3 separate regions of the Mus musculus genome follow, and all the other regions are linked to region 1. A link is a loop called in an ENCODE intact Hi-C map of the cell type or tissue named here. Cell type or tissue: heart. All regions are shown on one strand.

Evidence for each region. Peaks named below come from ENCODE experiments on the same cell type or tissue, not always from the same donor. Only the 100,000 strongest peaks of a DNase experiment are listed, where the experiment ranks them.
Region 2: it touches region 1 in a loop (2.8-fold over the local background); 15 of 42 quality-filtered maps call a loop at or near these places.
Region 3: it touches region 1 in a loop (2.7-fold over the local background); 7 of 42 quality-filtered maps call a loop at or near these places.

What each region holds. Positions count from the first base shown.
Region 1 is chr10:94,605,123-94,613,122 of GRCm38, forward strand. It overlaps Gm32898 (a long non-coding RNA gene), which reads right to left. Exons shown (of 5, transcript XR_001779842.1): 4 at 2,566-8,000. Among named protein-coding and RNA genes, the nearest start is that of Gm32898, 15 kb to the right of the region's middle. In heart, no CTCF peak of the experiment used is centred here; DNase peaks (open chromatin) are centred at 519, 4,299 and 7,119; H3K27ac peaks cover 334 bases.
Region 2 is chr10:94,206,580-94,214,579 of GRCm38, forward strand. The region is part of intron 3 of Ndufa12 (NADH:ubiquinone oxidoreductase subunit A12); the gene reads left to right. Among named protein-coding and RNA genes, the nearest start is that of Ndufa12, 12 kb to the left of the region's middle. In heart, a CTCF peak has its summit at 4,305; no DNase peak of the experiment used is centred here.
Region 3 is chr10:94,425,617-94,433,616 of GRCm38, forward strand. It overlaps Gm32827 (a long non-coding RNA gene), which reads right to left and starts at 845. Exons shown (of 4, transcript XR_871962.3): 1 at 717-845. It also overlaps a transcript of Tmcc3 not described here. In heart, a CTCF peak has its summit at 3,103; DNase peaks (open chromatin) are centred at 865 and 7,495; H3K27ac peaks cover 189 bases.

The DNA.
Region 1 (8,000 bases):
GAACTGTGTCTGTGTTTACTACCAAAAGTGATCTCAGCCTGTTTCCCAAGATGAAGTCATGGATCTGGCAGAGTTTTTGTCCAGGTGTGTTTTATGTCCTGGGGAGTTCCCAGGGATGAGAGAGACAGCAGCAGCAGGTTGACTGTGGACAGCTTGTGAGCTGTTGTCAGTACAGCCGTTCCTCTTAGAGTCAACATGGAGTAAGCGTGGGGATCTGTGCTTCTCCCCACGTTGAACCTTCAGACCTGGTGAAGCCCTATTTCACTGAGGCGAGGGCCAAGCTCATCTGTATCCATCCTTTTCTCCACTGGCCTCATAGCAGCAGTGTTTCCCAACCTGGCCACGCCATGGCAATGTTTGCCCAGCCTGGCTACGAGATGGTCACCCCAGATCTAGGTTGTGCATCCTAGCTCACCCAAACACATAATTGCAGCTGCTGCTCTCTCTGTACTTATTACAGAGAGAGAAGGAAGTCCCTCCCCAAAACCAACCTGTGACCTTGGACCAGAGCTGGGTCACATAAGCACCCCGCCCTGCAACACATCTCTAGAACATTTTCACTTCCTTATTTCCTAAGACACTTCGAGCCACTATAAACTAAAATGGTGTCTCCACCCATGAACTGATCCCAATGAGATCATCAGTCACCTCACTGCTTGAGTGGGTACGGTGTTTCACAAACTATGTACTTTGATTTCTAAATCAGTTGATGCTGCTGGCTTCTTCTTGCCCCTTGAGATCTTGTTTGTCCCCTCACAGGGAGCTTCCTTTCTGGGTCTCCTACCTCTCCATCCCTCTTCAGGGTTCTGTGACTCTCTCAACTCCATTACAGTGTGTGTGTGTGTGTGTGTGTGTGTGTGTGTGTGTGTGTGTGTGTGAGAGAGAGAGAGAGAGAGAGAGAGAGAGAGAGAGAGAGAGAGAGAGGAGATGCCAGAGATAAATATTAGATATCATTCTCCATCTTTATCTTCTTCTCCTCCTCCTCCTTTCCCTCCATCATCTTTGTCATCACCACCACCACCACCACCATCATCATCATCATGATTTTTTTTGAGACAGGGTTTCTCTATGTAGCCCTGGCTGTCCTGGAACTCACTTCATAGATCAGACTAGCCTCGAACTTAGAGATCTGTCTGCCTCTGCCTCCCACGTACTTACTGACTTATTTTTATTTTTGAGACAAGTTCCCTCACTGAAGCTGGGGCAATTGGGCTAGACTGGCCATCCCCTGGGCTCCAGGGCTCTCTGTCCCTGCATTGGGGTCACAGAAGTGTGATGCCATGTCCAGCTTCTGGGTGGGTTCTGGGGATCCAAACTCAGGTCCTCCTGCTTGCATGAAGCGTCCTTTTCAAAGTGAGCTGCCCCTCCAGCCCCCACCCTACCCCCGCCCCCACCCCCGCATATGCTTTCTACACCAGCTCTCCTTGCATTCGGCAGCAGCCTGTGTGACAGATACCCAAACATAAATTCATCATTAGCACTCATCTCTTTTCTCCAGGGTCAATGTAGCCCCGGCTATCCTGGAACTCAATGTGTAGACCAGGCTGACTGGTTCCCAGCCTGGAACTCACAGAGATGCCCCTGCCTCTGCTTACTGAATTTGGGGATTAAAGTGGTGTGCAGTTACTCAACTCCATACTTCTAATTTCTGTATAACATCTCTGCCATGCATAGCCTTAGGCTGAAAACATCAAAGTCTTTCCCCTTACCTCTGGTGTTTTCGTATACCTCCACCTATCCAGACTGGAAGCTGGAGCCCTCACCATTGCCCACCTCAGACCCAGTCAGTACTACCTCCCAATTACATCTCAGAACTGCCACTCGCCATCTTGGCCACACTATGTTTGCCCTGTTTCCACTCTCTCTTGAGTGGTTCCAAACCAGTGCCTGTCTGTTCTGGTCCTCTTCCTGTGTGAGTATAATGCCTGCCACCATGCTAGCCACGTTGCCACCGAAAGATAACAGCTGTCACGGCTAAAATAATAAAACCCATGTTCTGGGGATGGCAGTGGGAAGACCGACAGAAGCCACTTGCCTATCAGCCCCATAGAGCAGCTGAATCAGTGCTGCCAATCACCTGCCAGTGCCATGATGAGGTCACAGAAATGTCTGTCCTACATAAGCCCTGGCTAATTGCATCACAAAACATCTGCTACCGAAGGGATGAAGGAGAAAACAGTCGGAACAAATCTATGACATGTTGATGTGTCAACCTCAAGGCAGCTATTTTAGTGCAAGGGACATATTTTAGTGGGAAAGACAAATTATTAATTATTTAGCATTTTTGTTTTTGTTCCCTATGACATGTTCAACTGATATTATGCCCATCTGTTTGAACAAGATCCATCTTCATTTATCTTTTTTGGATTATTACTGTTATTGTTATTATCATCATCATTATGACTGCTATTATTATTATTATTATACTGGGGCATATTAAGCAAGTTCTTACCACTAAGCTACATCCCCAACATCTTTGTTTTGTGATATAAATCGGTGCTTCCAATAATTTTTCGGGAGGAATTTTAGAATGGTCACCCCCAAACACCTCCAAGTCAAAAATACCTTTCTCTCACAGGTCCCTGTAGCTTCGTTGCTTGTTTTGAGTAACGATGAGGGAGGAAGGGCTCTGTGGGGTGGATAAGGGGAACAGATGTCCAGTTTCCCCAGTACGCACTGCTTTGACCCTGAGAGTGAGAGTTAGAATGTAAGCAGGACTCAGAGAATAGATGGTTAAATGCTAGCTCACAAGTAAAATATAAAGACCATGCATGAGGCTCGGGGACGAGGGTCCTTCTTTCTCTCCTGGAGGTGTTGTGCCAGGGAAATATTAGTAATCCCCCCCAAAAAACAGACAGGAGATGATTGGATGCAACTTACAGCAGGGTCTTTACTCTATTCAAGCTAGCTCAGGCCCCTCAGCTCACTACCGACACGCATGGCAGTTCTGGTGGTGGGGAAGCCCCAAATGTCTATCGGGGCAAGGCTTTATAGTAAACACAAGCAGGGAAGATGTGTGCAAGCATCAAATTGGAAAGCTCCTGTGGCCTTTAACATAATTGGCTGGTGCTGGGAGTCATATCATAAACTTAACTTCTGTTCCCCTCTGCATTGGTGATCGTTAGGCAAGGAGTGGACTTGTAACCTGGGCATGCAGGTTTGTTGAGGGAACAACCTGGAGATACTGGTCTTGTTGAAAGTGTAACCTGGAAACGCTGGTCTTGTTGGGGATTAGCCTAGAGACTGAAGCTAGGCCCAGGTTTTGTTGCGGGGGCAACTTGGAGACCAGTGGAGTTCAAACTTAGGCCAGGCTCTCTAAAATGGAGTCTGAACTTAAAAACTTTGGCATCCAGAGTCAGTTAGTTAACTGGTGTCTTATGGCCTCCATTCCACCCATCCCTACCTTCAGAGACCCACTAGGAGCCCTACTCAAGACCCGTGGAACCCTTAATTGGTTGCCCTATCTCCTAAGAAACATGATGAACTCCACTTGCTGAGGTTCAAAGTCCAGGGTGTAGGTATGATAATGGAGCTAAGAAGCTCACAAGGGCTTGGCTAAAGCTGTCTGTTTCCAGTGTCTGACTGCTAGCCACTTACAAAGGAGGCAGAAAGCCAAGGTTTAGACAAGGAAGAGGCTAGAGGTCCTGGAGGTTCATGTAAGTGACAGGGTCCTTTGAAAGTGCCCCACCTATGTTAAGAAGTATAGACTGATTTGAGTCCAACTGGTGGCAGCCCTATAGGATCCTGGTGTCTTTACCAATGATCAAGGTTTAGAAAAAAGAATTGAGCCGCTATCATCAAGTACAAAACCCTGGAACCAACCACCCAGAATCTCCCAGATTAATAACCACGAGGTAACCAAAAGACATTCTTCCCTCTACCTTTACCCAAGCTGCCCCAAGGGAGACCTACTGATAGTATTGTCCAGGCCTGAAGAGACTTTACCCATCACAGCTGGTTAGTGACTTCTGAACTTGCAGTTTAGGGACTCCATGCTAAAAACTGGGTATACTACGTAAGCACATGGAGGGATCTCCACAGCCGTTGGCTACTGGAGAAGTTACGCCTTTGTTCGTACCATTCCTTCTACCATGGCTCTCACCATGGGAAGTGTGAGAGGGGTAGACACTGTCCCCTTCTGACACTGTTGTCACGAGCCTCCCGTGGCATGTAGACTGTTGAAGGTCATCCTAAGATCACCAAGCTTGGGCCATCTCAGGGGAACTGGCAGGTTCCTTGGGATACAGCTCCTCATTGCTGAGGCTCTAGCAGCCTCTAGGGGTTGCCATGGGTTACTGAGTACTTGGTACCTTGTCTGGAATCGTTCAAGCTGAAGTTCTAGATATTTCCTCCAGGCGGCTCCAGAGAGCACAGTGGGTTTGATGATGGGACCTCAGCCAGGCCTCCATTGGCTGATGGTAACCTGGAAATGGTTAGAGAAAGGGCCAAGGGACCCAGGCTGGCCCTGTGGTCAGTCAGCTTGACTGGGTGCAGCTAAGATTTGCCCCCATTCTCAGGGTGTGTACGCACCACAATGAAGCAGATTCCCGGCCACCTGCTCTGACGGGCCACAGCATCCCATCCCTCCCTGAACCCTCCAAGGCTACAGCAGCTCCTGCTCTCATCCTAAGCTCCTCAGTGTCCAGACAGAGGCATGGGAACCCTGTAGGGCTGTGCAAAGGGCCTTCTGCCTTCTCCAGGGTCTTATCAGTAGCCCCTGTCACTTTCCAGGATTTCTTTTTCTTTTCTCTTTTTTTTCCTTTCTTTTATGAGTGTGTATATGTGCATGCATGCATGTGTGTGTGCACACATGCTCTTGTGCATGAGTACCCACACATGCACACATGTATACATACATGTATGTAGAGTTCAGAAGTCAATATTGGGTTATCTCCTTCTATACTCTCTACCTTATTCTTTAGAGACAGACTCTCAGTGAACCTTGATTTTGCCAATTCAGCTGGATCATGTGGCCAGAGAGCCCTGAGAAGTCCTGTCTCCACTCACCAAGCATGCCCTGCTGAGCTGTTTGTTTGTTTATGTATTTGACGTGGGTGCTGGGGATGAAACTCAAGTGTTCACACTCGCCTGGCAGGCACTTTATTGTGAGCCCTCCCCTCAGCTCTTGGGTGCCAGTTTTCAATGATTTATCTCGAGATCGAATCCAGTCCTGACACTCTCTGTGTGAGCATGCTCAGCACCGCTCATTACCCTGGACAAATGTGAAACCCCATCTCATGGGCCCCTTTCCCACTCTGCTCTCTGAGCATGACTCCTCATTCTTGCCAGGATGAATTCTCTGAGTTTCCAGTGTCCTGCCTGAAACTACATGGTATCTCCTCTCAGAGCTGAGACTCTGAGGATTTCATGGTCCTTTCTAACACATAGGGGTGTGTGTGTGTGTGTGTGTGTGTGTCTTTGTGTGTATGTCTGTATGTATATATCTGTGTGTCTGTGAGTGTGTGTCTGTGTGTAAGTATGTATCTGTGTGTGTAAGCTTGTATATCTGTGTGTGTTTGCACGTGTGTCTGTGGGTTTGTGAGCGTGAGTATGTATGTATCTGTGTATGTCTATGTGCATATATGTAAATGTGTGTGGTTGTATGTGCATGTGAGTGAGTATGGGTTAGTGAGCATGCATGTGTGATTGTGTGTGTGTGTCTATGTGTGTCAGTGTGTATGTATGTCTGTGCAGGTCTGTGTGTATGTCTATGTGTGTCTGTGTGTGCCTGTCTCTATGTGTGCATGTACACAAATGTGTGTGCTTGTATGTGGATTTGGTGACTGAGTATGGGTTAGTGAGTACATGTATGTGTGTGTTTATGTGTATGTGTGTGTGTGCATGGATATGTGTGTGAGCTAATATTTGGAAAGCTGTCTGTGACCTGCTCCGAGTGACTTTTCTGAAGAACACTGAAGAACTTTAAGACACAGCTCCCACATTCATGAAGATTTTATCTTCTAATTGGCTGCATAAGACACTAACACATGAAGAAGCTAGAAAGTAGTTAAACTACTGTGTGTGTGTGTGTGTGTGTGTGTGTGTGTGTGTGTGTGTGTGTGTGTGAAACATGGGGTACAAACTGGGGCCCATGATGGTGTAAGCCCTTAAGGGCATCTTGGCCAGCACAAGCATTGTCTTTCAAATTGTCTTATGTGTTATAACATAAGATTTAGTAACTGGCCATCTTAAGGTGTAGAGTCCAGTGGCTTTCTGTACATCCATGTTGCTAGGCAACCATCTCTACCTCCCATTCCCATCCTGCAGAACCAAAACCCCACCTCCACTCAGTAGTAGCTGTCTGTCATTGCCCTCTCGCCCTGGCCACCATCATTCAACTATCTCTGTGACCATGATTACCCTAAGAACATCATACACACAGTACGTAGCCTTCTGTGATTGACACCTCACTGAGCAGTCCTCTAAGCTCATCCGTGTCGAAGGCTGTATCCACATTTTAATCCCGTTTAAGGCTAAGTAATACTATTTTGCAAACGTACACCACACCTTGTTACCTGTTTGTCTGGCAGTAGAGATGGGGGCTGCTTCTGTATTTACACCTCCTGTGACTAATCCTGTTATGAACACAGGCATGCAAATAAATCCTCGCTGCTTTCAGAAACACGGGGCTCCATCCCCAGAGCTGAAGTCGCTAAGTCACACTCCATTCTTCTTAGTCTTTGGAGAATCTGGCACGCAGTTTCTCAGATTGGCTTGCCTCCTGTTATATTCCCACCAGCCGAGCGCAGGATTCCAATTTCCCCTCACCCTTGCCAGCACGTTCCAGCTTCTACTTCTTTTCATTTTTTGATGGTAGCCATCATAATAGGTACAAAGTGGCCAGCAATTGCTTTAAAAAAATTTTTTATATAGTTGCTAATGTTTAAGGTCTTCTTGTTTCTAATCCACATTCCCACTTCATTTGAGAGACTGTAAGACTCTGGCGGGCCTCAGCCTGCACTTGCCTCTGGTGACAAGTGTCTGGAGCCAAGCAGCAGCTGTGCCCCTGGCAGGGACAGGGTCTGCATAGCCAGCTCACCTCACTGTCTCTCTGCATGGGCTCTTGCACACAGGGCCAAGGCAATGCCTCTCCCGCCAAGGTTGTTGCTTTCCGTAGCACAGTCAGGAAGAAAGAGAGCTGTTTCATATACCTACCCTTCATGAACTCGGAGAAAGATAGACACCAACAGGAACACTGGCAGCCAGCACAAGGTAAGGGAGGCTGCTTAGATTTAACCCACAAACACCATTCCTCACACTAACCTATTCCCTGCCTGGCCCTGTAGGCACTAGGCTTGTGGTCCTGGCTAAACAACTCAGCTGGGAGGTATTCCCAGACAAGGGTTGTGCTGTGAGCTGGTCCAATCAGGCATTTTGGAAAGGGAGGTAGAGTTTCACCTCTGCTTGAAATCTGATACATCAATCAGACTTGAGCTTCATCAATATAAGTCATATAAGTTGGCTCCCTCATACTTCAGGAGGCTACAAGCCCAACATGGAGATCTCTGCAGGGCTATCTTCTGAGGCCTGGCTGCTGGGCCTGTAGAGGTTCTCTTTCGTGTTGTCCTCTCACCATCTTGCTCTGTAACTTGATCCTGTGGCGTAGTGTTCTTTACTTGCGGGATGTCAGTCATGTTGGATTAGAGCCCGCCCACAGGACCTAGTACCTTAACTGTCTGGCATGATGCTGTCTCCAGATGCTTGAGGCTTCCGCATGAGAACTGTTGAAAAGATTCATTCCACAGCAGATGGAAAGAACAGGAAGGAGGGATGGGAGAGACACAGTGGCCTTGGAGTTTAGCTTCTCAGTACCTGTTATGTTGCTAACATTACAAATTGTCACAAATGTTAGTTGAAATATAGAAGTTACATTTTTTTTCCCAGAAGAGCACTCAAATCAAGTATGGGCAGGGATGGGGCTAGAGTAGAGGGGCTAGTCTTCTACCCCTGTTAGCTTCTAGAAGCTCCATAGCTTTCTGTGGTTTGCAATCCCCATGAGT
Region 2 (8,000 bases), 400 kb before region 1:
TTCTGTGATATAACAGTCACTGTGACACAGCAGGTACCAGCGTAGAAGCTGCAGCAAATTATCTAGGACATGCAGCTGAAATCACTGGTGACGTTGGCTGTGCCAAATGAGAGTTTTAGTGTGGATGAGCCAGCCTGATATTGGAAAAAGATTCCTCTACACAGGAGTTTCATAGCTGGGGTTGAGTGAGACATCAATGCCTGGCCTCAGGGTTCAAAGGGTGGCTCCCTTTGTCAAGGCTAATGCAGCTGATGGCTTCAGGTTAAAGTCAGTGCTGTTTGCTGTTCCAAAACCCTGTGCTCTGAGGAATTGTGCTAAGACCTGTGGTCTGTGAGTGGAATGCGAGAGCAGAGGCAGCAGCACTGCTGTGTACAACTGACTGACTTTTGTCACTGTGGAGGCTAACTGCTCACAAGAGAAGATCCTTCCCAGTATTGCCACTGACTGACAACACTTACTGAACGCTCCGAGGGAGATGAACAAGGAAATTAATGCTTACAGTCCCACCAACACACATCCCTCAATGTAAACCCTGGATCAAGGAGTAATCTGACTTTCAAGACATTATTTACACAATATATCCAGTAGTTATAGCTACTACACCCAAGATTCCTCTGATAGACAGGAGCAGTTAATTGAAAACCTAGGAAGGAGTCTCCATTCAGAATCGCTGAGAACAGTTATGAGTCATGGGAGGATGTAAATCATCAGCATTGACTCCAGCCCTCATGAGTGGCCTTGAGGGGTTCAGGACCCCAGAGGGAGCCGTAACTAAAGGTGTGGTCCAACGAGCAAGAGACTAGAATTAGAGGTAGAGCCTGAGATGCTGCTCTGACTCCATTCTAAAGTGTTCCTGGATACAGAGATGCTTATGGGTTGAGCAAGAGGGGGATCTTTTGAGATAGTGTATCCTGGTGATGATGCTGTGAACATTGCTGAGATAATAGCAAAAGAGATAGGTTTTTGCATCTACATAGTTGATACTGCGGTAGCATGGTTTGAGAGGGATGGGTCTTCCGAGGGTAAATACTATCAAACAGAACCAGATACTACGTGAACATTCCTTATGGAGGACTCAATGACATGGCAAACTTTGGTGTCATTTTTGTGTTCTTTTAAGAAAATGCCAGGAGCTAGAGAGATGACCAGATGGGTAAAGTACTCCTTGTACGAGCCTGAGGAGCCGAGTTTGGATCCCCAGCACATACACAGGAAGCCCAGTGTGTGGCTGCCCCATCTTCCCAGCATGGGAACTCAGAGTCAAGAAAGTCCCAGAGCCTGCTGGCCAGCCAGCGTAGCTCAGGTTCAGTGAGACCTGATCTCAGAAGCTAAGAGAGTGAGTTTAAGATAAAGCTTTATATCAACTGCTGGTCTCCACATGTACTGCCATGGGCACATGCACCAGCATACACGTTCATGTGCGTGTACACAGACACAGGAAAAGGACAAGACATTGCCAGGCTAGAGGTAGAGTCCCTACAGAAGAGACAAGACTTCAACAGCAAAGTGACTCAAGATGGCTAGTAACTTTCAGCAATAACTTATTATAAATTAGGGTATATCTAGTTTGGGAACATACTGCTGCATATGGACTAGAGGCCAGCATCGTGGAAGCTTAATTTTTTCATACATAAGACTATGAAGACCAGAAGGCTTCTTGTGACTCACTGTCACTTTCCTTACCGTGCTGCAGAACCCACACTATCTCAGGACATTCCTTTAGTGGTTTTATATTCCCCATCTTGTTTCCTGCCTAACACCACACATTACAGTCCCATCTCCCATGGTCCACATCAGTGTCTTTTCCTCACTCTACCTGCTGGGTAACTCTTGGTATGGAACTAAGCAAGTGCTTCTGTGCCAGTCCCATAGACTCCCCTCCCGTGTGAGCATACAGAGCGATGAGTTTCACTGTGGTATCCTCATACGTATCTGTAAAACTGCCATAGTTTCCTTCTCAGTGTGACCTCACTTCATGGCTTTTGTATTCTGGTTGCTATGTGGATTCAGGGAAGATGCTGAGGCTTTAGGCTAATGCCTCAGGGCAGCTGCTGTGCATATTAGTTGTCTGGGAGGCAGCAGTAACTGCTAGAGCAGCAGCCAGTAATACAAGCTACATCTTAGGGTTGTATTAGCTGCCAGTCACGAAGCACAAGTTACCAAGCAGCCTAACATGGCAAACAGTGGCTCGCACTCTTGGTTAGCAGTTGGGTGTTTCCCCTGAGCACCTCTGACCCAGGCCTTCCCAGAGCTGTAGTCTTCGCTTGGGAAGGCTATACTGCACAGTGATTGGGGGTCCTTTTACACAGGAATAACTCAAGACCTAAGAGCCAACAGCTGGAGAAAACAAGTCCTCTCTAGGTAGAAGCCAGGCTTGTTAGGAGTAAGCAACCCCCCCACCAGCCCCCCAACAATGTGCATTGCCCAAGGGGCAGATCCAGAGAAGAGGCCTGGAGCAGTGAGGCAAGTCAGCCCTTTTGCCCCTAGGTTGCTTTCTCACTGGAAACAAAACTAAGACATAGGTAAAACTTTTAAATTAAAGGGAAAAAGAAATGTTCACTAAGGAGCTGGTATGTGGTGAGGCATATATGTAGTGCTAGTGATCCATAGGCTGAGAGAAGCATAGAAAGTTCCAGGCCAGCCTATACTATGTTGCAAGACTTTGTCTCAAACAACAACAACAAAATTCTGTTCTGATCATTTGCTCATTTTAAAATTTTGTTGTTGTTGTGTCTTTTATTTTGAGGTCTTTGATCTGGGTTACTGGAAGTAGAGTTACCAAGGTAGGAAAGACAGAGAAGGCTTGGTAGTCAGGAGTTCTCTTTTGTAGACACAGTTGGGTCTGGAGAGTGACAGCTGAGAGCACTCATCGGCAGTCAGGATAGAAATTGATGCTAGACACAGGAATTCCCTGGGATTTTAATTTTAGCTAGTGTACTGTGTAATTTAAAAGAAGACGACCTTCCGTGCCACACCTTGCTTGCTGCTCTGGAGACCAGGTAAGAATATTCTGTCTGGACTGTTAGGAATTGAGTTCCGATTGGTAAGTTGCATATGACTTGGGGGGGAATCATAAATGCCTGCTCTTCAGGTGTGCTTGGGAATAGTGTGTGTTCCCTGTGGGAATGGGAGTTCTGGCACTGAGCCTATGTCTGTAGAGATGTTGGCTGTCGAGGAGCAAGAAGCTTTTAATCACAGGCCAGCTCCTGCACCTGCTGGATACGACACTCATCTCCCTTGAGTGTGTGCTGTGTCGTCTGGGGAGTAAGGGAGCCCAGCTCCTGGATGGCTGAGTGAGCTGTCAGCTGCATGACCGACTGCAGAGCTCGCAGTGAGGAACCTGTGAGGCTGCCCAGCTGCAGGTGGTGGCTCTGTCCTCCGCTCTGAGTCAGCAGCTGCCACTAAGGCCTGTGACAGTCTTGCAGCTTGCTCAGCAGCTGAGTAATGTCACCTGGGGACAGGTTTTCTTCCGAGGCATTAGTAAATTTTGATAGAATCAGAGATCTTTAGTCATCTTGTCAGTTTCCCTTACTCTTCCCTAATCTTGTGGGGTGGCAAGTTCACTTTATGGATCCTGTCTTTGCTTTGTTCCTTTCAGTCTGCCAGTCGCCGTTATGGCCACTCGGTCCACCCGTGGACCTGCAGAAGGGATGTGTGTGCCAGTGTGGCGGATGTCTTGGAAGGACACTGGGCTGCATGGGCCTTGAAAGGAAAATGTTACTGTCTGTTACCCCGCACAGTACTCTGCTCAAAGACTTTCAACTGCTATTCATCTGAGGCCTACTGCACGTCAGGCACTGGCGCTGTGTCCCTGTGAGAAGGGAAGCACACGTGCCCTCCAGGAGTTTACAGCACCTGATGAGTACAACCTGGCAGAGTCATACAATTCTACAATTCTTTACTAAGATTAAAATGTCTTAGTATTTGTATTAGTTTAAATGCTTATATAGAATAATCTCAAAGTATTACTTAAGTAAATGCTACATATTTTATACCACTTTTATCTCTCCTCACTTTTATCGTTAAATTACCCATCATTCCCTAGCTCTTAGCCTGAGCATAGAGTTGCTGACATAAAGACCAAATGAATCATGAGTAGCTACGTAAAACTTGGCAGGGTTGGAGTATTACTGAGTGTGGAGAAGTGGACTGCTGGGTTATTTCATGCAAGTAGGATAAAGTCATTGTTGTCTCTTGTATCAGTAGAAGTAGATTTACTGTTTTTGATTTGACGTGTTGGAACCCTGACTTGCTTAAAAATTGTAGTTTAATGGCTTGCTTGGATTTTTCTCTGCAGCATATATGCCATGCCTCCACTTGGTGGCACCTTCTGTTCACTTATAGCTAACATGTCTTTTTCCTCAGTGTAGAGCACTCATGTCTCCTTGTATACTGAAATCAATCTCTCTCTCTCTTTCTCGCTCTCTCTCCCTTCCCTTCTCTCTCTCTCTCTCCCTCCCTCCCTTTCTCCCTCCCTCCCTCCCTTCCTCCCGCTCTCACCCACCCTTCTTCCCTCCTGTTGGCCTGTCTTCTAGTTTTTTTGTTTTTATTGTTGTTAAAGAACAAAGCCATAGACAGGTTTGTGTGGAGGAGGTGGGGTAGGCAGAGGAAAGTCAAGAGTGCTTCATTGGATCAAAGCACTGAGTGAGGCTGTTCACAGACATAGAAAAGATGCAGTGGGTGTGGTGGTCCATGTCTGTATGCTCAGTAGTAGGGAAGTGGAAAAAGAAGAAGAATCAGGAGTTAAAGGCTGGCCTGGACTAAATACCACCAGCCTGGGCTGCAGAGTGCCTTGTACCAGGGAGGTGGGGATTATAGAAGACATAAAGATAGTCAGACAGGTGGGCGGGCTGGGAGAAGGAGATGTAAATAGTGGTGGGTGGCTCGGGGTAGAGCATTCGTGTTCCCTGCACAGAGCCCTGGCTTCATTCTGGAACTCCACAAAGACACAAAACAAAGCAAAGCCTGATTGTGAGGTGTGACTGTTAGAGAAACCTTGGTAATCCAGAGGCACACAGTGCAACCAGAAATACACTCTGAATTCCTTGGCTTTTGAACGGACACCCTTAGGATTCCCCTCACCTGGTCCACGGATATAGGTCGGCTTTTTTAGAAAAGGAATATGTTCTTTTTGAGAGATGAGATCATGTTGTGTTGCCTAGTTTGGATCTGAACTGGTAGGTTCATGGGATCCTCCTGCTTCAGCCTCCTGTGTAGCTGCTACCTCTGTCCCCTAAGAATCCCAGTGGAGAGAAGAGATGTTAGTTTACTGTCACATCCTCTGTAGAAGAACATTTGTGGTTATAAATAATAAGCATTTGTATTTGTGACATATGCAAGTGATTTGTGGTTTCCTCCCCCATTCACAGACACTTCCTGCGTCTCAGCAACATTCTGCCTGTTAGTCAGTGTTCCCCTAGCTGGGGGCTGTTGTACAATGGCAATTTGTATTTAAAATTAACATCCCATTTATTGCAGCTGTAAATCTTAAACTGTAGTTCTTCTTAAGCCTCGAGGCTTAGCTCATAAGCAGAATAACAAGATTAGTAAATTGAATACTTTCTGCATAAAAATAAAGAATAATCATTTTCTTTTGTTCCTTGATGAATGTTTGATAAACTCTAATGGAAAGGATTAAATTCTCCTAAACAGTTATATCTATTTACAAATTTAGTTCATTACATTATTTTAAGCATTTTAGTTAGGTTACATCTATAAATTTAATATATTTAATTTTCCCCAATCCTTCAAATGCCCAGGGAATCGTGTGTCAAGTCACTGTTCGGATCACATAGGCAGTTCTTATTACTCAAGCCAGAACTTAAGGGTCATTTCAACTCATCTAAGATCTGCCAACTACTTTTTCCTGCCTTGCTTCCTTTTAAACTATTATTAATGTGTCGCCCTCATCATTAACTGTTCTGTTTTCATACTTGTGTCATTGATAACATGTCCACCCACCGTTTTGTACCCCCTCCCCTGCTCTCTTTTTAAAATTGGGTTCATTATTATTTGTATACAGTGGGGTGCTGTGAGGTAGGGGCTGGGTGAGTGTTACAAGGACTATATGGGACCAGAGAACAAACTGGTGAAGTTGGTTCTCTCCTTCCATCTTTATGTGCATTTTAAGATCCCACTTGGGCCTCAGGCTTTCTGGCAAGGCCTCACCAGCTGAGCCTTCTCTGCAGCCCTGCTGCTTCTCTTTAAACATGGCAAACTGCTACCAGAGACTTCTACTCAAATCCAAGCCACAGGTAACAACAGCCGAAATGGTCTGGTTACATTCTTGACAGCTGCCGCTGCCTGCCTAGTGGGGTATTAGTGGTTGGTTTTGGGTTTTGGTTATTTCCTGTGCTGAGGATTGGATTTAGGGCCTGTGTGTGCCAGTCCAGGACTGTCCCACTGGGGATTAGTCAGCTTCACTCTTGTTCCACTACTGTGCTTTTGTGTTATATTTGGAGGTTTTGCTCATTATTTTGATTGAATTTTCAGAATCAAACCTGGGAGCTTGTGTGTGAGAGACAAGCACTCACGGAGCTCTACCCCAGTCCCCTCTTTTCTTTTTCTGCAATCGCATGCTGGGCCTGTGTTCTTTTCATAGTGAGAAAACAGGTTCCATCTCCTCACTTGGTCCGTAAGGCTCCTATGATCTCTGTGCATTCCGGCCCTGAGCATGGTCCTCCTACATTTCCCTGTGGCCGCTGACTGTCATGTTCTTAAACTGTGAGCACAACTCCATGTGAGCTGTTTGTGTAGGCCGCCATAGCTCACATGCTTTCTTTAGTAAGTGTGGCTTCCCATTCTTCCATCCCATGCTGCTCTGGAGGGATGAGCCCGAGCTCCCTCCCTGCCATCCCCACTGACCCACGCCTCTGCCCAGCATCTTTGTTTTCATTTTCCCTTTTATTGAAAATGGATTTTTCCCCCTCATATAGTGTATCCTGATTACAGTTTCCCTTCTCTCTCCTCCCAGCTCCTCCCTGACCACCCCCTTTCTGTCTCTCATTAGAAAGCAAGCAGGCTTCTAAAGTATAATAATAAAATAGAATAAGATAAAACAGAAACTAACACATCGGAATAGGGCAAGACGAACAAAGAGAAGGAAAAGAGCCCAAGACACAGACACAGAGACCCACTTGTTTGCACACTCCCATAAAAACACCAAACTGGAAGCCATGATATATATGCAAAGGCCAGATTTGTATGTCTGGGTCTGGGTTACCTCACTCAGAATGAGTTTTTAATAGTTAAAAAAAAATGAAATCATGAAATTCTTAGGTAAATGCTTAGCATTTATTGTGGGTTTTTTTGGTTTTGGTTTTTTGGTTTTTTTGGGTTTTTTTGGTTTTTTTGGTTTTTTGGGGGTTTTTTTTTTTGGTTTTTCAAGACAGGGTTTTCTGTATAGCCCTAGCTGTCCTGGAACTCACTCTGTAGACCAGGCTGGCCTCAAACTCAAAAATCCGCCTGCCTCTGCCTCCCAAGTGCTGGGATTAAAGGCGTGCACCACCACGCCCGGCTTATTGTGCATTTTTAATTTCTTGTCTGATTCTTGAAATACTGTCCTAAAAAACTTCCTAGCACATAGTAGCTTATAGATAAATGTTTGTTGAATGAAGATAGATATATTTTCTTTGAAGCAATCACTGTGTTTAGATATAATGATCATTTAAGTACTTAATGCAAAAATGGCACCTCTTTGTGTCTTTTAAAATTATTTTTATTTTAAATGTAAAACTGATCTGTCTGCATATATGTAAGTGCACCTTCTAACTTAGAGGCTAGGAGAGGATGCCGTATTCCCTGGAGTTACAGACAGTGGTGAACCTCCATGTAGGGGCTGGGTATGGGATGGGGTCCTCTGCAGCAGCAAGAGGCACTGTCACCTGCTGAGCCATCTCTCCAGGGCTCCTCCGCCTGGCCTGGAACAACCTGACAGAGATCACCCACCACTGCCACTGCTCCCTGTCCTGGGATAAATGCTCGTACCACTACACCTTGCT
Region 3 (8,000 bases), 180 kb before region 1:
CATCCGATATAGGCTCACCATGCAACTCATACATGCTTGCTCCCATCAACAGCTGCGGAGATAATTTAGTAGTGTGTTGATTAGTTTAAAGCACGTTAAAGTACATATTATTCTCAAGAGAACAAATGTCATATGATCCTACTGTATAAAGTACCTGGAATCATAACAGTGGTAGAAACAGAAATAAAATGGTGGTTGCCATGGCCCTGAAAGGGAGATGGGTGTGGTTTGGGGGAGGTGGAGCTTGTTTGTTTGGGTTGAAGAATAAGCTTGAGATACATGATGCTAACCGCGGTGCAACAACATGAATGTACGTCTGAAGTGTACGCTTAAAAATGGCTAAAATGTAAACTTTAGTTTTTTTTTAAATTTAATCTAATTTTTGCGTATGGGTATTTTGCTTGCACAGATATTTGTGCACCATATGCCTGCTATGTGAGGAAGAGAAGAGGGTGTTGGATCCCCTGGAACTGGAGTTACTGAAGGCTGAGAGCTGCCATGTTGGTGCTGGGAACTGAACCTGGAGCCCTCTGGGAAAGCAAGCATCCAGTCCTCTTACTTAACCACTGAGCCATCTCCCCAGAGCCTAAATTGTTAAACTTTATATTATGCATATGTCAGTTTAACTCTTTAAAAAGTTCTACTCTTCTCACGCCTGTGAGTCATCACTCTAAGCCGAACTATCAGCATCTACCCCACCACAGACCCCACCCTACCTAATGGAAAGGCGGCTTCCTCCCGGGTCTCCTGGGCTCCTCCCCTTACCCCAGACTCTCTGCCAGAGCTGGGAGAAACAGCTTTGAGCTCTTGGCGGACCCAGGCTTTGTGCCAGGCACAGGAAGTACAGAGAAACACAATTGCAAATGTCTGGTGAGAGATGCAGGCCAATCAACAGTTTCCGCACAGAGTGGGAGGGGCCGTGGTGGGGCAGCTGCAGGGCAAGGCGGCTTCCTGACTCTAGAGAGGTGGGGACACACAAGAGTTAACCCGCTGAATAGGGACAGAAGCCAGACTGCTTCCATTTCTCTGGGGCTCCCTTTACTTTGTGTGTGTGTGTGTGTGTGTGTGTGTGTGTGTGTGTGTGTGTGTGTGTGTGTGTGTGTGTGTGTGTTTGCTGGCTCCCTTTCTTCAGCTAGAGAGCACTCTTTTCCTTCTCTATGAAAGCAGCCCAGTCCTTAAAGTGCCAGCTCAGATGCCACCTGCCTTCTGGAAAAGACGCTTTTCCACCCAGCCGAAATTAATCTCCCCTTCTCCTGAGCTCCCACAGCCTCCTGTTGTATCTTCATTTAGCACATTCTTCATCCTGTCAGGTAATCCAGCCTTTTGTAGCTCTCGCCCCCCTGCTGGATATATTTTGGGAATTTATATTTCTAAGTAAGACACACCGAGTAGACGCAGCCGTGGCATTAAAGAATCGGTCGCCAGCGTGGAAGCCTTCCCAGCCTCTCAGTTCCACTTCCCAATCCACAAGGCAGGGCGTGGTACTCCGCTGTCTGCTGCTCCAACACAATGACCGATGAAATCGGTCGAGGAGAAGCTGAACCACGCTCATAGCTTTAGAACCTTCGCTATGTGGTCATTTGGGTCTATGATTTGGGGGCCTCTGGAGCCGAGGAAGATCAGGTTGGGAGCATGACAGGTGTAAAGATGCTCACCACTTGGTGGCCAGGAGCAACAAAGAGGAGAAGCTCGGATGCAAACATTTCCTACAAAGCCGCGCCTCTCACAGGCTGGAGGTGAAGACTTTCTGGTGTGAGATCTGAACTGTAATATGGGGACAAGTGGCATGCTGTAACTCTCACAGGTCGGACTCACCTCTGCCTTTCAAGAGTTCAAGCCCAAAGGTGGCCTCTGTCCTTCTTAAGGTCCTAACCATGAGCAGAGCTCTGTGACATCGAGGATGTCAGCGTTCAGTCCTTTAGAGTGGTCCTGGCTGCACTTCCCACCATGCTCTCCTACCCAACTTGTGTTACTTACTGTTATATGCTTATTACTAAATCTCTGACATAAACAGCCCAAGTTTGTTTTGGTGCCCGGGTCCATAGGACTTGGATCTGTTGATTTGGGGCTAACGGTGCAGTGACAATGTGAGTAGAGAGGGCTTTGAACTCATCTCAGACAGGGACTGGAGCATGAGGAAGAGACCAGGAGATGAGGAAGTCCCCTTCAAGGGACTTCCTTTCTCCAGCTGGGCCCTCCCTGCTGGTTTCCAGACCCTGTCCGTCGGTCTGTCCGTTATAACACCACTTGCCGAGGGTCTTTGATAAAGACCCACCTGTGGGAGACTTTTCTTACTAACCCGTGATAGCGCCCCCTCTGTGGCTTGCTTCCTGCTTCTCCAGCCACGTCATTTTCTCCTTCATGGAGGAAGGAGACCATTCCTGACTCCTGGGTTTCCCCGGAGGTTCCGCTCTGGCATCTTTTTTACTTTGTGCCTTTCCATTGGCTGGCCTCAGTGCTTTCAGAATAGTTAACCGCTCTGATCCGCTGCCTGACCCATTGCCTGGTGATCACCCCCAGAAACTGTCCCATGGTGCACAAGGTCACATGTCTCTCAGCCCTCCCGACCCTCTTGCATTTCTGCTTCCGATGGGCAGCACAGCGAACCACCCATCAGATCTGGGAATTACTATAATTCCTTGCTCCTTACCCCTTAGATCCAATCTGTCATTAAACCCTTTTGCTAAAGACTCAAATATGCCTTCTGCCGTGACTCTAACTCAGGGCTGCCTGGTTTCTTACCAGTGGTACTGGCCCTGCGCCACCTTGTAGTGTGCTTTCCCAGAGTGTAGCCCTGTGATGTCTCTAAATAAAAGATCTGGTTTATGGCAGCCGCTCGTTTGTACTCCCTCGGTGGCTCCTCATGGCCGTTGGAAAGAAAGTCTCACACACGCTTTGATATATGATCTACAAAATGCTCCCCTGCCCTTCTATGTAATTTTATATTAGACCTTCATGAACCATTTATAGTTTCTAAATGTACCCTGCTCTCAGAGATCCAAACTGTAATATGGGGACTCTTATTCAGTTTGTCCTATTTAAAAAAAAAAAAAAAAAAAAAAAAAGCCTGCAATGCCCATGCTGGCACCAGATGGGGGCAGGCAGATCCCTGAAGATCATTGGCCAGCTGGCCCGGCCAAATTCATAAGCGTCAGGTTTGGTGAAAAATCCTGTCTCAAAAATAAAGGTGAGGAGCCGGAGAGCCAGCTCAGTGCTTAGGAGAGCCTGCTGCTCTGACAGAGGAGTTGGCTTCATTTCCCAGTGCCCACAGCTCATAACCACCTGTAACTCCAGCTCCTAGATACCTTCTATCATCTTCTTTCAGGCACACACACACACACACACACACACACACACACACACACACACACAGGCACAGATGCACATATGTGTACACACGCACACAGTCTTTTAAAAGAAATAGGCAAACACGGAGAGTAATTGAAGAAATTATATGACATTGACCTCTACACACATGCACAATACACATGTGCACATACAGTCACACATACACTTATATACCTATGCACTGGTTAATTTTATGTCAACTTAGCAGAAGCTATAGTCATCTGAGAGGAGGGAACCTTAATAAAACAAAACAAAACAAAACAAAACAAAACAAAACAAAACACTGCCTTTATAAGATTGGGCTGTAGGATGGTTTGGGCCACCCTTGGGCTAGTGGTCCTGGGTTCCATAAGAAAGCAGGCTGAGCAAGCCATGAAGAGCAAGCTAGTAACCACTACTCCTCCATGGCCTCTGCCAGGTTCTGCCTCCAGGTTCCTGCCTAGTTTGAGTTCCTGCTGTGACTTCCCTCAATGGACTATGGCATGTAAGCAAAATAAATCCCCAAGTTGCTTTTGATCATACATAGTATACATAGCAATATATGCTATGTCATGGTATCTCAACGTAGCAATAGTAACCATAACTGGGACAACTCACATGAACATGTATATCCACCTTATAACAATACACAACAAGTGTGTGTATGTATACACAAATGTATGTATATACATATATATATGTATGTATGTATATACACATACATGTATGTGTGTGGATATATATATATATATATATATATATATATATATATATATATATCTCCAAGGGAAGGCTTAACTGGGGACCAAAGAGCCAGAAGGTGCTGATAACATAATTGAACATGATCTAAAGGCAGCCGATCACATGCCTGTCTGTGTTCCATACGGCAATCTCCTGCCTCTTGGGTGGAGCTAGAAACAGCTGAGCTGTCTCCACAGTGGGCAGGTTCTAGATCAACTTACCCATCTTTCACTGGTCTTTGCCAAGGTGTCTGAAATGGGGAGTTCTTGTATGTAAGGCTGGAGAAGGACACGTGTGTGCCGTGTGGGAACAAACTCAGGATTCAGCTGGTGGAAGAGAAGGTGGAGTGTGTGTGCCCCAGAACAACCGGCAGCCTCGGCGGCCATCCTGCTTTGGCATCCCATGCTGGTCCACATTTCATGGTGCAACAGACTGGTTGCTTCCTGGTACCCACACACATTGCTAATTGTGGAGGATGCTCAGTCTCTATGGTGACGTTGCCTAAGGTTCAGACTCTCAAGTATAACCTTCTGTCCTGGATGCTCTGTTGGGAACGTTTGGTTGCAAACCACAGAAAAGTCCAAGAACAGTGACTGAAACAAGCAGGGGTGTATTTCTCTAACGTGATGGCAGATCTGGAGATAGGCTAGTTCAGATCCTCATCAGAGCCACTCAACACTCTGGTTTCCGTTGTCATGGTAATACCAGGTGGCTTAAGTCCCAGCCATTGGGTCTATGTTGAAAGGGGTGGGAAGAGCTTTCCTCATCAACTGTATCTTCTTTTATTAGGAAATAACAAAACAGATGTTTACTCGGGTTTATTTTTTTCCTTCACCAGAACCATCGTACATGGCCATCGGCAACTTCAAGGGGGCCGAGAAGAGTATATTGAACAAGGCATATTAGCATCCTGAATAAAATCGGGATGATGTTAATGAGAAAAGAAGGAATGAAGGTTAGTGAACCCCACCCTCAGGGGTCCTCCATATTCCCACCAGCCGGCTGAGTACTTGCCCTGTTTACTGCTGCGAAAATCCCCTTAGCACTGCTCTTTCCTCTTTCCGCTCTTGACATTCAAATGCACTCCACCACTCTTCTACAAACCACTTTCAGCTAAGTGCAGCTCTCACTGGATAACCTTGACTCTGAGCAGCGGGGGCAAGGGATTGGTGGGATTGTATTCTGAAAAAAAAAAAACGCAAAAAAAAAAAAACATAAAACAGTCTCTCCTATTAGTTTTTCCACTCTTGAGCAATTTAATCAGACACTTATAATGTGTATGCAGATTGGGCTAATCTTCTGCTAATCACAATCGTGAGCCTGGGTGGGCGTGTTCAATGTGTCAGTGACTGGCTATGTACATGGAGACCCTGTTCCTCTCTTTAATGGTTATATTGGCAATCCTTCTCGATAGTTCAGTTTTATGATACAAATTTACTGGGATTAAACTCAAGCAGCTCATGTAAAATTAATTTTCGTTCCACTTCGGTTCCGATCACTAATTGGTTGAAGCCCAGTGCACAGTTCTCTCTCTGCTACCCTCCTGGTCCTTGGTTAGTAACACTTGCTGTTTTGATTTTGCTCTCTACTGCAACTGTGTGTGCTCGAAGGATGTGAATCGTGTCTGCCTTGACTACTATCTGTTTACTAAGGGCCTGGCCCAAGTAAGCACCAGTTAATTTTTTTATTTGCCACATCAGCTTGTATTAATAATCCAAATGGTAACCAATAAGTAATGTAAAAATAAATGAGATTAATGTGTGTGTATGGATGTATGTGAGTGTATACATACGGGTGTGTGTGTGTGTGTGCATGCACGCCCACTGAGCAAGCTCATGTGTGTATACTGCAGAGCTACAGCAGCTAACAGGAATACCAGTTATCAAATAGAAATCTGGGTCCTTACTATAGAAGAGAAAAAACATATATTACATACATGTATCCAAATGACTCTTGTCACACTCCATTGTATGTCAGCTGCAGAGTGTCTCAGCAGACCACTGTCCGCATGTATAGCATGTTTTATGTAAAGAGAAAACTCCTACAAATTAGGCCTCCTGGTGTGTTTAAACATGTAGGCTCTGTGTGGCTATTCTGTAATCCCACCCGGACCACATTCACATTTTACAGACCAAGGAGGGACCTTGAAAGAGAGTGGTTGCAGTTCCTGGTCCCAACTCCCCAGGGGATTGTTGTAGCCATGATTTTGGTCTGAACCTGTCCCTCTCCTGCCTCTGGGTCCCTGGGAAGGAGTCTACACCTTAGTGTTCTATCTGCAAACTCTGAGGCTGTGCAGAAGCAATGCTGGAAAGGACCACAGAGACAGGCAGGTCTAGAGGAAGTGCCCGGGCCACCTTAGCAGATGTGTGTCCAGCTGTATCCACCCTCCCGGCTCTGTGTAGCCCGTGTATGTTTACATTTCACTTAGTCAGTAACCGGTTTTATGTTCTGTTGTCTCTTCTCCGTGTGCTCACTGGACACTCTATGGGACAACCGTGATGCATTGTGGGATTGTCTTGAGGATTGAGATTTCTCACGTTAAATATATTATACAGTATATGATATGTCAGGCCGAGGATGTACACTGTAGACCGAGGATGGTCTACTGGAAACGTGGAACCATGCCCGGAACAGCATGTTTGTGAGATGGCCATTGTTACAAACCTACAGTTCACTTTTCTGCAGTTCTAAAACCCAAAAGCTCTTGAAAACCCACGTTTCTTCTTCACTTTGGTAGGTTCCAACCTGCTCTGAGTTAAAGGACTTGCAGGGTCTGACCAGAGGGGGTGCATGATGGCTTCCAGGCCTTATTTAGACCTTGGTGAGAATAATCATACGCGCTGTTGTGGAAGAAATGTCAGTGTGGTAGGCCTCAGCAATATTATATATATTATTGCCTTTTTCAAATGACGAATTCTGAAGTCTGGTGTGTGTATCTCTCTCTCTCTCTCTCTCTCTCTCTCTCTCTCTCTCTCTCTCTCTCTCTCTCTCTCTCAGTGTGTGTGTGTGTGTGTGTGTGTGTATCCAGGACCCACCTCACTCACAGCACTGTCCCTGGCCTTGACGGCACTCTGAGCACTGAGGCGACTAACATTGCTCCCGTGTGGCAGACCTAGGTCTCCTGGGTCCGAGGGCTGCTCAGGAGAGCTGTTCACTTGCTGTGGCGTCAGAAAGGCAGAAAGAAGGATGCACATGAAAGAAGCTGATGGGGGGTGGGGGTGGGGGGGGGATCTGGACCACTTGGCCCAGCCCAATAGAAAAGGCTTTTGTGTCGATCATCCGGTTATTCTTTTCCAGGGTGGCTGGAAAAGAAATCAGACCTGGGAAAACAAACTAGAGCTCTGGTCAGCTGAACAACTGTTGCTGCCACGGGTCAGCAGCATAATCTGTGAGCCTCTGTGTACACGCATGCCTAGAAATAGAGCCAGTGTTGGATGACTCTGGGGGCGTGGGGGGAAATGGGATTGTTCTCTCCTTAGTTGAACTTCCAGGAATTCCTGTGTTGTCTAGAACTGCCCCCAAAGCAATCACATGTCTGTTTCAGAAGACTCAGGAAGGGTGGCAACCTGTTCTTTCCTCATCACCCCCACATGTGTGTTTGTATGTGCATATGTGTATGTATGTGTGCATGTATGTGTGTTTGTGTATGTGTATATATGTATGTACCTGTGTATGGATGTGTGTGCATGCATGTATGTTTGGGTGTGCATGTGTGTATGTGTGCATGTGTGCATATGTATGTACCTGTGTATGTATGTGTGTGGGTGGGCATGTATGTGTGTTTGTGTGTGCATGTGTGCTTATGTGTGTGCACATATGTGTATATGTGTGTGCATGTGTGTATGTATGTGTTTGCATGCATATGAGTGTGCATATGTGTGTTTGTGTGTGCATGTGTGTGTTTGTTTGTGTGTGTTTGTGTGTGTGTGTTT